Linked DNA regions of Mus musculus: region 2 is linked to region 1. Evidence: chromatin loops called from intact Hi-C (ENCODE). Cell type or tissue: gastrocnemius. All regions are shown on one strand. Each heading gives the region's core, and the rest is flanking DNA. Links, peaks and the distances in the headings are about the cores only.

What was found. Hi-C counts contacts between places; a loop is a spot of excess contacts. Peaks named below come from ENCODE experiments on the same cell type or tissue, not always from the same donor. Only the 100,000 strongest peaks of a DNase experiment are listed, where the experiment ranks them.
Region 2: it touches region 1 in a loop (2.2-fold over the local background); 2 of 42 quality-filtered maps call a loop at or near these places.

The regions. Positions count from the first base shown.
Region 1 is chr2:72,737,646-72,743,025 of GRCm38, reverse strand. It overlaps Gm30257 (a long non-coding RNA gene), which reads right to left. Exons shown (of 5, transcript XR_374639.3): 2 at 4,043-4,112; 3 at 297-365. Among named protein-coding and RNA genes, the nearest start is that of Gm30257, 6.5 kb to the right of the region's middle. In gastrocnemius, for the core only: no CTCF peak of the experiment used is centred there; DNase peaks (open chromatin) are centred at 1,143, 1,843 and 2,156; H3K4me3 peaks cover 447 bases; H3K27ac peaks cover 442 bases.
Region 2 is chr2:72,933,502-72,938,881 of GRCm38, reverse strand. It overlaps Sp3 (trans-acting transcription factor 3), which reads left to right. Exons shown (of 7, transcript NM_001018042.3): 7 at 500-2,452. The coding sequence ends at 816. Among named protein-coding and RNA genes, the nearest start is that of Sp3os, 43 kb to the left of the region's middle. In gastrocnemius, for the core only: no CTCF peak of the experiment used is centred there; a DNase peak (open chromatin) is centred at 2,996.

The sequences.
Region 1 (5,380 bases), core at 139-5,138:
ACCAGACAGCCAGAGATCAGAAAGAACAAGGAAGAGGTGAGTTTATTCAGCAACATGTCTCAGAAACTGAATACATTCCAGGCCTAGATATGATGGTACAGAGGCTAGAAGCTCTAGGACTAGGTCTAGGTTAGCAGACAAAGACAGCCTCTGAGACGACAATTACGTCAGGCAACAAAACAAAACAAAACAAAACAAAACTCGTGCACATGGGCATCTCCTGCCTTCTGCTCTTTGGAATTTTGCCCGTAGGGTCTGCGACATGGATTGAAGGGATAAGGGCATTCAGGTCTCACCTGCTATACCTGTGGCTCCATTGCGAGTTGGAAGCATCTGAGTGTGTTTATCGGAGTGCCTGTTTGGATCTGGGAGACAATAAAAATAATGCTGGCTAAGTTGCACCCTCCTACAGGATAGCCCAGGTCCTGTAACCAATAATGATCTCTTTGTGCCTAGGCTCTTCAACGGTCAGTAAAAACGAGCATTTCCTATGATTTCCAAGTTAGCCTCAGGTGACTGGGAGAAAAAAATTAGTATAGATAACATAGTTTGTAAATTTGTGGGACTTGTAGACTTGACAATTTTTTATCTTTTTTTTTGTGGGGGGGGGATAGTGCTTAGATTTGAACCCAGGTGCATGAGCATGCTAGACAAATGCTCTAATATTAACTTATATCCTTAGCCTGGTTATTTCCTTTCTTACGGCATCTATTTGCTCTTGAGTTAATTTTCATTGTCCTTTTGCAAAACCGGGCTCTGTTGCAGGGTTTTGTGCACAGTATTGAAGCACTGTACCACTGAGCTGCGTGCCAAATTTTCAAGACAATGTCTTATATTTCTAGCCCTAGTTGGCCTTGAACTTACTATGTAGTCCAGGCCGACCTTGGACTCAAAACTGTCCTGCTCCAGCCTCCTGAGGACTGGGTGGCAGATCTGTGTCATCGGGCCACTTTGATGATTACTGCGGGCGAAGTTTCAGTCATTGATTGTTAAATTAGTGCATGTAGGTGTGCCTACCAGGAAGTCAGAGATTGGCAAGAAGGTACCTGCCCTCTCAGAACTTAGCTTTAACAGAGAACAAGCCTCATCACGTCAAACCCAAAGCAGGAGGTGCCAAAGAAGACCTAAAGAACACCAAGTTCAGTGTTCACCATGTATTACTGCTCAGCACAGTGTGCCAGGCACAGGGAGGCCTGCTGAGCACAGTGGAGATCAGGTCCGGCCTTGGACACCCCATTCTGGGAGAGGAGACCATCTAACATTTGAGGAAGGGAAGCAGAGGGAAGGATGACGTCACAGCCCAGCTGGATTTCAGTTGTGGCTATTTAACGTCAACAGTGGCCAGCTTGCAACATCTAGGATTTGTGCTACTCATTGGCTTCCTAGTTATAAAATGTGGTGATCTGGTAACTGTACAGGCAATGTAGCTTCTCTTAGGAAGCCCCTCAGCTCAGAGAGGGCAGCACCCAGGAATTGCATCGCTTCATCTACGCAGCCATTCGCTGCATCTATAGTAGCAGTGGAGCAAACCTTGGTGAAGTAAGTGCATGACATCATAACTCCTTATTTTCATTCTGTGAAAACCCCTAGGCACAGAGAGATACAGTTACCTGGGGGCTGCAAGTTCTACACTCGCCCTCTGCCGTCCCGGTGGCTGCCCCGCCCCCACTCTAAAGCAAACAGCCGATGCAGCGCCACATCTGGAGTGGGATGAGTGAGCGTAATTCTGCCCGTAACATTCCCAGCAGAGGGGCAACCCCGTACGCTTTTGAGGGGATAGAGAGTGACAGTAGACAGATGGGCCCGTTGACAAGTGTGTCCCCTGGCGGTGCTCCTGTCACAACTGAATTACTCTGTCACTTGTGATGTCTCTAAGTCAGGCTGAGCCAGGAAAGGCGAGTGTTTCTACTGATTCACAGTCACTGGGAAATGACTCTGGCGTGGAGGCAGGGAGGGTGTGTGTGTGTGTGTGTGTGTGTGTGTGCGCGCGCGCTCTGGCTCTGGAAAGTTTCATCACTTTCTAGGAGTCCAGAGCCAGCGAGGGCAGGTCAGAGAAGGTGGGACTCGGGCAAAGGAGTGCTGCTGGCTGTGATCCTCTGCACTGGATCCTGCTTAGGTGTTACTTGCTGAGTCAGGCTCTCTCCTGTACCCTGCCTGTCTTATGTGGAAGGAACCTGGCTTGGCAGCTTAGTTGCATTGGATGGCAGCCCTCACTAGTCAGACGTGCTGCCTGCATAGTACGGGTACCTAGCAGCCCTCACCTGCCAACTTCCAGTGCCTGCCTGATTATGACAGTATCCACTCAGGAACTTTCCGTCCCATGTTGCTGGGTCATGCTACAGAGGCAGGTCTCCAAACGCTCCAGGAGACTCTTGGATGAAGGGAGTAGCCAACACATCTGGGTCTCTAGCATAGTCTCTGGAATGGATTGTGATTCCAGTCCCAGCCAATGTGGCATCCGTGGGGAATGTGGCCTGGAATGTACTCGAGTAGCTTCAAAGTCAGGTCTAGAAGATGCTAATGTGCTAAACATGTTTAGAGTCATGTTTGTGTCTGTCTGTCTGTGAAACTACCATCTTTATATCTATTTGGGGAGATAATTTTAAAATGTTATTTTACACACTCTCTGTCTGTGTCTATCTTTCCCTCTCTCTGTCTCTCTCTCCCTCTCTGTCTCAGTCTCTCTCTCTCTCTCTCTCTCTCTCTCTCTCTCTCTCTCTGTGTGTGTGTGTGTGTGTGTGTGTGTGTGTGTGTGTGTGTGTGTGTGTACTTGCTTGAATGTGCCAGGACACACATGTGACATTCCAAAAACTCGGAAAAGTCAGCTTTCTCTTTCTACTACAGGGTGCTAGGGATCAAACTCAGGCCGTCAGACTTGGTAGCCTGTGCCTTTACCCCCTGAGCCATCTTGCCAATCTCATAATTATTTTTGTATTGCCCATTACATTCTTTTTCATTAAAGGTTTTTGTGGTTTTTTTTTCAATTATCCCAACAGTTCCCCTTTGCTCATTTTCTATGCAGACTTTCTATGATCCATCGGGATGAAGTTTCTAAGGTGTAAAGGCTGTTTGGTTAATCAGCCTAACAGATACTTTAACCGTTGCTACTGTAGTCTAGGAATATGGCAGTGACTACATGTTCATCTCGACACCCAGGAATCCAGTGAACTGTCTGGCCAGGCTCACCATGAAAGGCTGGCTGGCTCTTAAGGAGTCGCTCACTTTCCAAAGCATCTCAACACTGGGGTGATGCTGAGTGTGCAGATGTGTGCATTGGTGTATGTGGGTATGTATGAGAAGCTAAATGTGTTGTACCAAGCAGTGCTTGATCTATAAAAATGGAAGCTATCATGCCTCATGATCCTATTGGCTTTGGGACTTCCTTATTAATCACAGTCATGAGCTTACTATTTGTCTTCCTCTTGTGATCGGATACAAAATATGGCAGCCATTTTGATGTGTGTGCATGTCTATGTTTTCAGTTACAGAGGCTTAAAATGGCAGCCCTATGCATCTGCTTGTGTATGCATTTAAAGCATTTTCTTTTACTTTTTTTAATGGAAAAATTGAAAAGTTTAAAGGAATAAGGGATATAGTAACAGAAAATCTACCTGTTCACCATCACCGTTAGGGTCACTCACGCTACATCTGCAAGTCTTTCTCCTCTCTCCTTCATGTTTTTTCTTTGAGACACATCCAGATGTGTCTGTGAACACGTCTGCACTCACAGGCATTTGCAGCGTCTGGCACCCCCTGTGGCTCACTGCCTGGCCCTGAGGCTTTGGGGTCTGTGGCTCTGCACATCCTCTCTCCTGTCCTTCCTCGCTGGTCCCTTCACCCTTCCTTCTCCAGTGCGACCTTTGTGTTGCAGCCTGTGAATATCCCGGCCACACTGCACGGCCACACGTAGCTTTATCTCTCTCTACCGAGTGAGCTAAGTTTTCCCTTCTGTGGGCGTTCCTCCATCTCCGCGTACGCTGGAACATGCTGGTTCACTTTGCTCTCCTCGTGCAGCTTGATGAAAATGGCTTTCAGGATTTACCTTAGGATGAAGGATGATCTGTCAGTCATAAGTACACCGACTCCAGGCTTTGCAATCTTAGGCCTGGACGCTGAAAGGCAAGAAAACCAAAATAATTACAATAATTCGAAGCAGATGCCTCAATCTAAAACACCACTGGTACCTTCCCTCTGTTATTACTGAGGTCCTCAATGGTAAGTGTGGCCCACACGTCATCCATAGTGAAATCCTTTAGCATTAGTGTCTTTCCCAGCAATTGCAGCAACATGAGGCCTTTTGGTCATTGGCAAGCCACCTTTCTCAGAGAGAGCCAAGACATCTTAGTGGAACTCAAGAAGGAGAAACAATGTTGCCAGCTGTGTTCATGTTGGTCTGCATAGTGAGATGGGATGACAAGAGAACACACAGAATACATAACCACACAGATAAGTCATACAGCATACACCTATTATATTTATCAGTATTATGCTCTATACTATACTCATGATATTATGTAATGATATAGATGTGTTGTCCTTGAAGAGGTCCCAGGTTGGGTTCCAATACTCACATGGTCTGTAGTCCTAGTTCTAAGGCATCAAGTAGCCTCATTTGGCCTCCTTGGGTACTTGGCATGCATGTAGTGCTCTTAGATACTCACAGGCAAATTCATACATTTATTTGTTTATTTATTTATGTTTTAGTTTAACCTTTAAAAGTATAGAACAGATGAGAGCCTTATTACTGTTGCTGTTAGTTTGAGCCAAGGTCTTACTCTGTGGCCCAGGCTAGCTCAGACTTGAGCCTCTTTCTGCCTCAACCTCCCTGAATGCTGGGACTGTGAGTGTGTGCCGCTGTGCCTGGCAAGAGAATGGCTTTTAAGTGGTTTAATGTTGTATTCCTTGATGAGGTGTCGATGCAGTTTAGAACTCTCTCCAGGGTGGCGGATGTAACACTCCAGATCAGTTCTCTCCAGAGAGCAGCTTTAATGTGTTCAGAGTTGAGGTCTATATGAATAATGGGCCTAACTATATCTGTCCAATCAAAAGCAGACTTATTGGTGCACACCTCAAATCCTATCACTTGAGAAGCTGAGGCAGGAGAATTTCCTGTGTGAGGTAAGAAAACACAGGAAAAGAAACCTCTGCATTCCTTTGGTAAGTAAGAGCGACCTGGGGGAGCTGGGGACTGGGTCAGCTTGGCTCCTCCCAGGACGGCGAGTCAGCTTGCTCCACTCTATGGTTGCTTTTATTCCACCTTCCTGAAAGTGTAACACACCACCGTTTCCATCTGTATTTGGCTTCCTACTGTGACCTGTTACCTAAGCAGAATCACAAGGGGGAAGAGTTATGACTTGGGCTAGGAGTCTTTAGCTGTACT
Region 2 (5,380 bases), core at 289-5,288, 200 kb before region 1:
TGTTAACATGAATATTTTAATAAACAATAGACTTTGCTATGTTAGTTTGCCCTTGATGCTCAGCTAGCTATCTCCTTTATTCTTGAATTTAATATCATTGAATGCTCACAGTCTGCCATTGCTTTAATCTATAGCTATTCTGATTTTTATTTGAATTCACAATTATTGAAGGTTTAATATATGACATAGTAATTTCTTTTAAAAGAATATAGACTTTAAAGTGGCCCAGATGGCTTTAGCAAGTATTTAACAGGTTTCAGTTCAGAGTCTTAGCATTGAGTATTAAAATCTTGTTTGAATATTAAACTGTCCATCATACAGTATGTTTTCATCAAACCATTTAATGACAAATATTTTGAGTAGAGCTACTTCTACAAGGGAACTCTTACGGGGCAGCTCATGAAACCAGTACAGTTTTAATAGACCCTTTGTTTTAGGAGAGACCATATTAATCTGAAAAATTGGAATTTTAAAACTAAGTTACTGCTTTTCTTTACAGGTGAGAAGAAGTTTGTTTGTCCAGAATGTTCAAAACGCTTTATGAGAAGTGACCACCTTGCCAAACATATTAAAACACATCAAAATAAAAAAGTCATTCACTCTAGCAGTACAGTGCTCGCATCTGTGGAAGCTGGAAGAGATGATGCCTTGATTACTGCAGGAGGAACAACACTTATCCTTGCAAATATTCAACAGGGGTCTGTGTCAGGGATAGGAACTGTCAATACTTCTGCCACCAGCAATCAAGACATCCTTACCAACACTGAAATACCTTTACAGCTTGTCACAGTTTCTGGAAATGAGACAATGGAGTAAATATTACACAAATACTTATTCATTGTGGTTATTTTTATACAGTAGTGAGAAGAATATTGTTCCTAAGTTCTTAGATATCTTTTTATTGATGTGCAAAAATTTTTGGATTGACAGTAACTTGGTTATACATGACACTGAAATGCCTTACTTTGTATGATATTCCATAGTATATTAAAAATGGTAAAATTTGCATGGATTTTGTAGGTACTTTTGGAATCTAGAAGAAATGAAATTTTACCAAGTTATATAAAGAGAAAATTGAATTTAACAATGCGAATGGTAGTCTAACCAAATGCATCAATCCTGTGTGGTTTAGTGTAAAAATGAGAAACTGTTGGTATTTATCTATTGTAAGATAAAAAAAGTTGGTGGGTGAAAGAAATCATGTTATAAATTTTTGTAATTTTCTTGATGACTGGAATTTTTATTATGCATAACTGACAAATCAAGTTTCCAAGCAAATGTTACATAGTGTAGGCTTTACTTAGCTTATCAATTTGTCATTTTGAAGCTAATTATTTTAATTAGGTTAACTGTACAATATTTTAAGCATTACTCTTGTAAGATTTTGAAAACTACATTTTAACATGGACCTTTAGGGATAGTCACCTTTTAAATCCTGTTGAAAAGCCATGTTTAAGATTTAATTTGCCAAAATAATGTCTTGTTAATATTCTTTCAATAATGAAGTTGGGCAATATAACCGATGTTTTTAAAAAGTTTAAAATGTGTAGGTTGAAGCATTTGGGTGGTAAAATGTTCTAGTGAATTACCCCTTTTCCTGAAGTTTGGAGGACCAAAAAATAATAATAAGGTGTATTGCGTCTTAGCAGAGAATTTTTTTTTTTTTTTTTAAATTCAATCTTGGTTCCAAAAAAAAAAAAAAAATATGTCTGCCAGGGCCTTAAAAGCCATCGTTGTAAATTACCAATAAAGTATAACATATGCAAACATAACAAAATCACTTCCACAGTGACGATACTCCAACCATATGGATATTAGTCATAGAAACTAGAGGCTTTATGATATTTTTTTAAGTTTTTTTAATCTAGGTAGTCTGCACTTAAATATCAACCATTTTCCTTTTTTTGCTTCTTCCCTTAAAATTTATATGTATCCAATACATTTAATTGAGAAATGTATGTTTTTTATTATGCTGTATTTTCTTTTTATTTTTTAATTATTGTTTATATTTTCAATTAAAAATGTACAAAATAAAATTACATTGCTGGTCTTGTAAGAGCTCTACACTTTTCCTACATGTACCTACAACTACAGCAGTTCATCTATTTCAGGAAGTTGAATTCTGTTCATTTGTTCTCTTTAAGACCACCTCAGATAAAAGGCTACCTTATTGTACGTTTAAAGTGTATTATAACAGTGTGGTAGTTAATAAAACACTATTTTTTTTTTCTTTTGAGTTTGTTGTAGTCCGATGCATCTAAAATACTGCAATGGTATGGATAAGAAAGCCTGGCTTATTTTTCTTTACTTTAGACTTTTATTTTTAGATTCTTGATTTCAGATGCTGGGATTGTAAATAAATATATTTACTTAAAAAGAGGTGTATAGAGGTGCTGGCAATTAATTTTTCACTTAAAATGAATTTATTAAATATAACTTGAAACTTGAAAAATTTAGCTTGAAAAAGTCTAATTTCTTAGCTTATATTGATTTGTATCAGTTTTATCAACACTTGTTTCGTACATCACTCTTGTGTTTCCCTTCTCAAAGCACTGCAAAGTATTTTGATTTAAGAGAGTTCTGATTACATAAGTACTTCTGAAAATGCTAATTCAGACAAGCTGTGGTGATCATGGCAGGTGGGAGCTGTTCCTGAGGTGGCTTTGAGTATGTGTGAGTCTGAAATGGTAAGAGAGGAAGGGGAATAGGGGGGGGGAAGGCAGTAGAGTATTTCTTTGATGTGTACACGGTTTAAATGAGATTTGCATGTCTGTTATCCAGGCCCAGCTTGACACTCAGTTGTAACTTAGCAGGGCATAGGTCAACTCTAGCACACATGGGCTGTTTTTCTAAGTGAGGCTTAAATTTAGAATGAAAGGTGAGCTGTTTAAAATTGTTTTTTATTAACATTATAAGTACAGGTTGCTTACTTGAACCAAATACTGAGTCAGGACCCCCACCCCCACCATTTGTGCGTGCGTGCGTGCGTGTGTGTGGTTTCTTGCTAGGACCTGGGCTCCCCAATTAGGTTAAGCTAGCTGGCCTCAGGGATCCTCCCCCGTCCTGGAGCTGGGGGAGGGTTCCTACCACCGTGGCGCCAGGACCACCACACCTCACCTTTTATGTGGGTTTTAGGGACTCAGGCTGAGTCCTCATGTTGATGTGGTAAGGTAAGCACTTGGCTGACTTCTTCACAGTGCCAAGATGTTTTTAGGTAATTGAAAATTGATAGTAAGTTTCAAAACATTTTGATATAAGAATTCCCAAGCATATTTTAGAGACTAAATGCATTGAATTGATGGTCTTAAAGTGTGTTTGTGGGCTTGAGAGCTTTTGCTTAGCAGGTGAAGATTTGATTTCTAGTGTAGTGATTGTAAGTCCTTCTGTTTTTATATTGTTTGAATGTTGGACCTGGGGTTCCCCAATTAACCTAATTTTGGAAAAAGTAGTTGAAGAATTGTTCTGAAGCCAGTTCTTAGTTGTCAAATGTGTATTAGTGGACAGGACTGTTTTTCACTGTACACCCTTCAGTAGTTTTGTCAGTTTTTATAAATGGCTAGAACTTACATTTTATGTATATACAGGTGCAATTAATCTGAGCTGCATGTCTTGTGTGCCTTAAAGACACCACTCAATGCTTTAAAAGGAGGTATGCATATCACAAAGTCAACTGCCTTACAACTTTGACCTTCAGAATAGTGAAAGTGCTTTTAATACAACATTTTAGAGCAACATTTTAGATAAATTGGAACGTGTCACATATTTTATAGAGCATAATTCTTGGGACCAGCAAGGTGACTCAGTATGTAAGGATGCTTGCTACACAGTGCAACCCCATAATGTTGTTTCCTAACTTTTACATGCATGCAGTGACAATCATTGCATGCACATTAAACACCTAATCATGTATATGTGCACTAATAAGTTTTTTTTAAAAAGTTAACCAGTGTTTTCCATCAGGAAATCTCAGAACTCATTTTTCAGACAGCTTTATTTAGCCCAGGCTGCCCTTGAAGTTGTCATAGATGAACTATTCCTGCCTCTGCCTCCCAAGTACTGGGATTACACATCAGTTCCACCATGCTGGTTTGCGCTAGAAAGCTTTTCAGGACATGAAAAGCTGTGGCTACAGTGGCTGTGGCTATAGTAGATGTCAGAGGGCAATATAGTGTTGGTCTCTTACACATAGGTTCTAGGGAGTCAAACTCAGGGCTTATGTGAAAAGCACTCTAGCGTCAGGTCCTGGAAATTAGTTGTATTTTGTTTTATGTGTGTGGGTATCTTAGCTGCATGTTTGTATGTGTGCCACATGCATGCCCCATCCCAAGGAGGCCAGAAGGAGGGTTTTGGATCCCCTGAGACTGGAGTTTACAGTTGTGGGCCAAAGTGTAGGTACTGGGAATCAAACCTGGGTCCTCTGGAAAAACTGCTGCTAACTGCTGCCTTTCAGTGCTTTTAATTGCTTTTCTGTATCTACCTTGCCAACATCTAAAAAACATTTTACATATAAAATTTACTTAGGTATATGACTGCCCTGCCTTTTTTATACATACCAGAAGAGGGAACATCTCATTACAGAGGGCTGGTTATGAGGGTGCTGAGAATTGAACCCAGCCAGGACCTCCAGAAGGATAGCCAACATTCATAACCTCTAGATTATCTCTTTAACATCCTGGTAAACTTAATATTTGCTTGTAAAGATTGTATATTTTTGCAAGGCTCCCAAAAACCCCAAAACAGACTTTTTTTTTAAAGCAAAAGTAACGTAAAGTCCAAAAAATATTTTTGGGAAAAAGTAAGGACAGTAGGCATTCCCTTTAAGATTCTAATTGTACTTTAGACTAGAACTTCAGTTTCCCAAGTTTTTGTTTCATTATAGTATATTTAATATTTGAATTAGAATTTTGAAATTTGGGTTTTAAAAGTTGACACAATATCCTAAAGTTAAATTTTATGAGGTTGGTAAGAAGTGTTTTCAATGTAAACTTACTGACTAATGTGCTTAAAACACTGCTATGAATGGGTGGTAAGCCTTATGTGACCCCAGGAAACCAGTTGGTTGATGCTCTGGGAACAGATTTGGTTTTAGTGCGCCTCCTCATCAGCGCTCACGTTAGGAAGCTTGTTGGTCTCTTGCCTTGCCCGTGTGTACACATAACCAAATGCTTACATATGCCTTCGTTGCATTTGCTGTGAGAAAAATTCATGATTTCTCCTCTCGGTGATCATGGGCCTCTTCCCAGAAAAAATAATTCAAGTCCAGAATTCTCAAACTACTTTTAAGCTGAGACTGAACCTTGGGAAAGGAGCATCGGCTCAGATGGTGGGATTGGAAGAACAGCCAAGGAGACTCAGACACTACAGGAGGTGGAGGGCATCA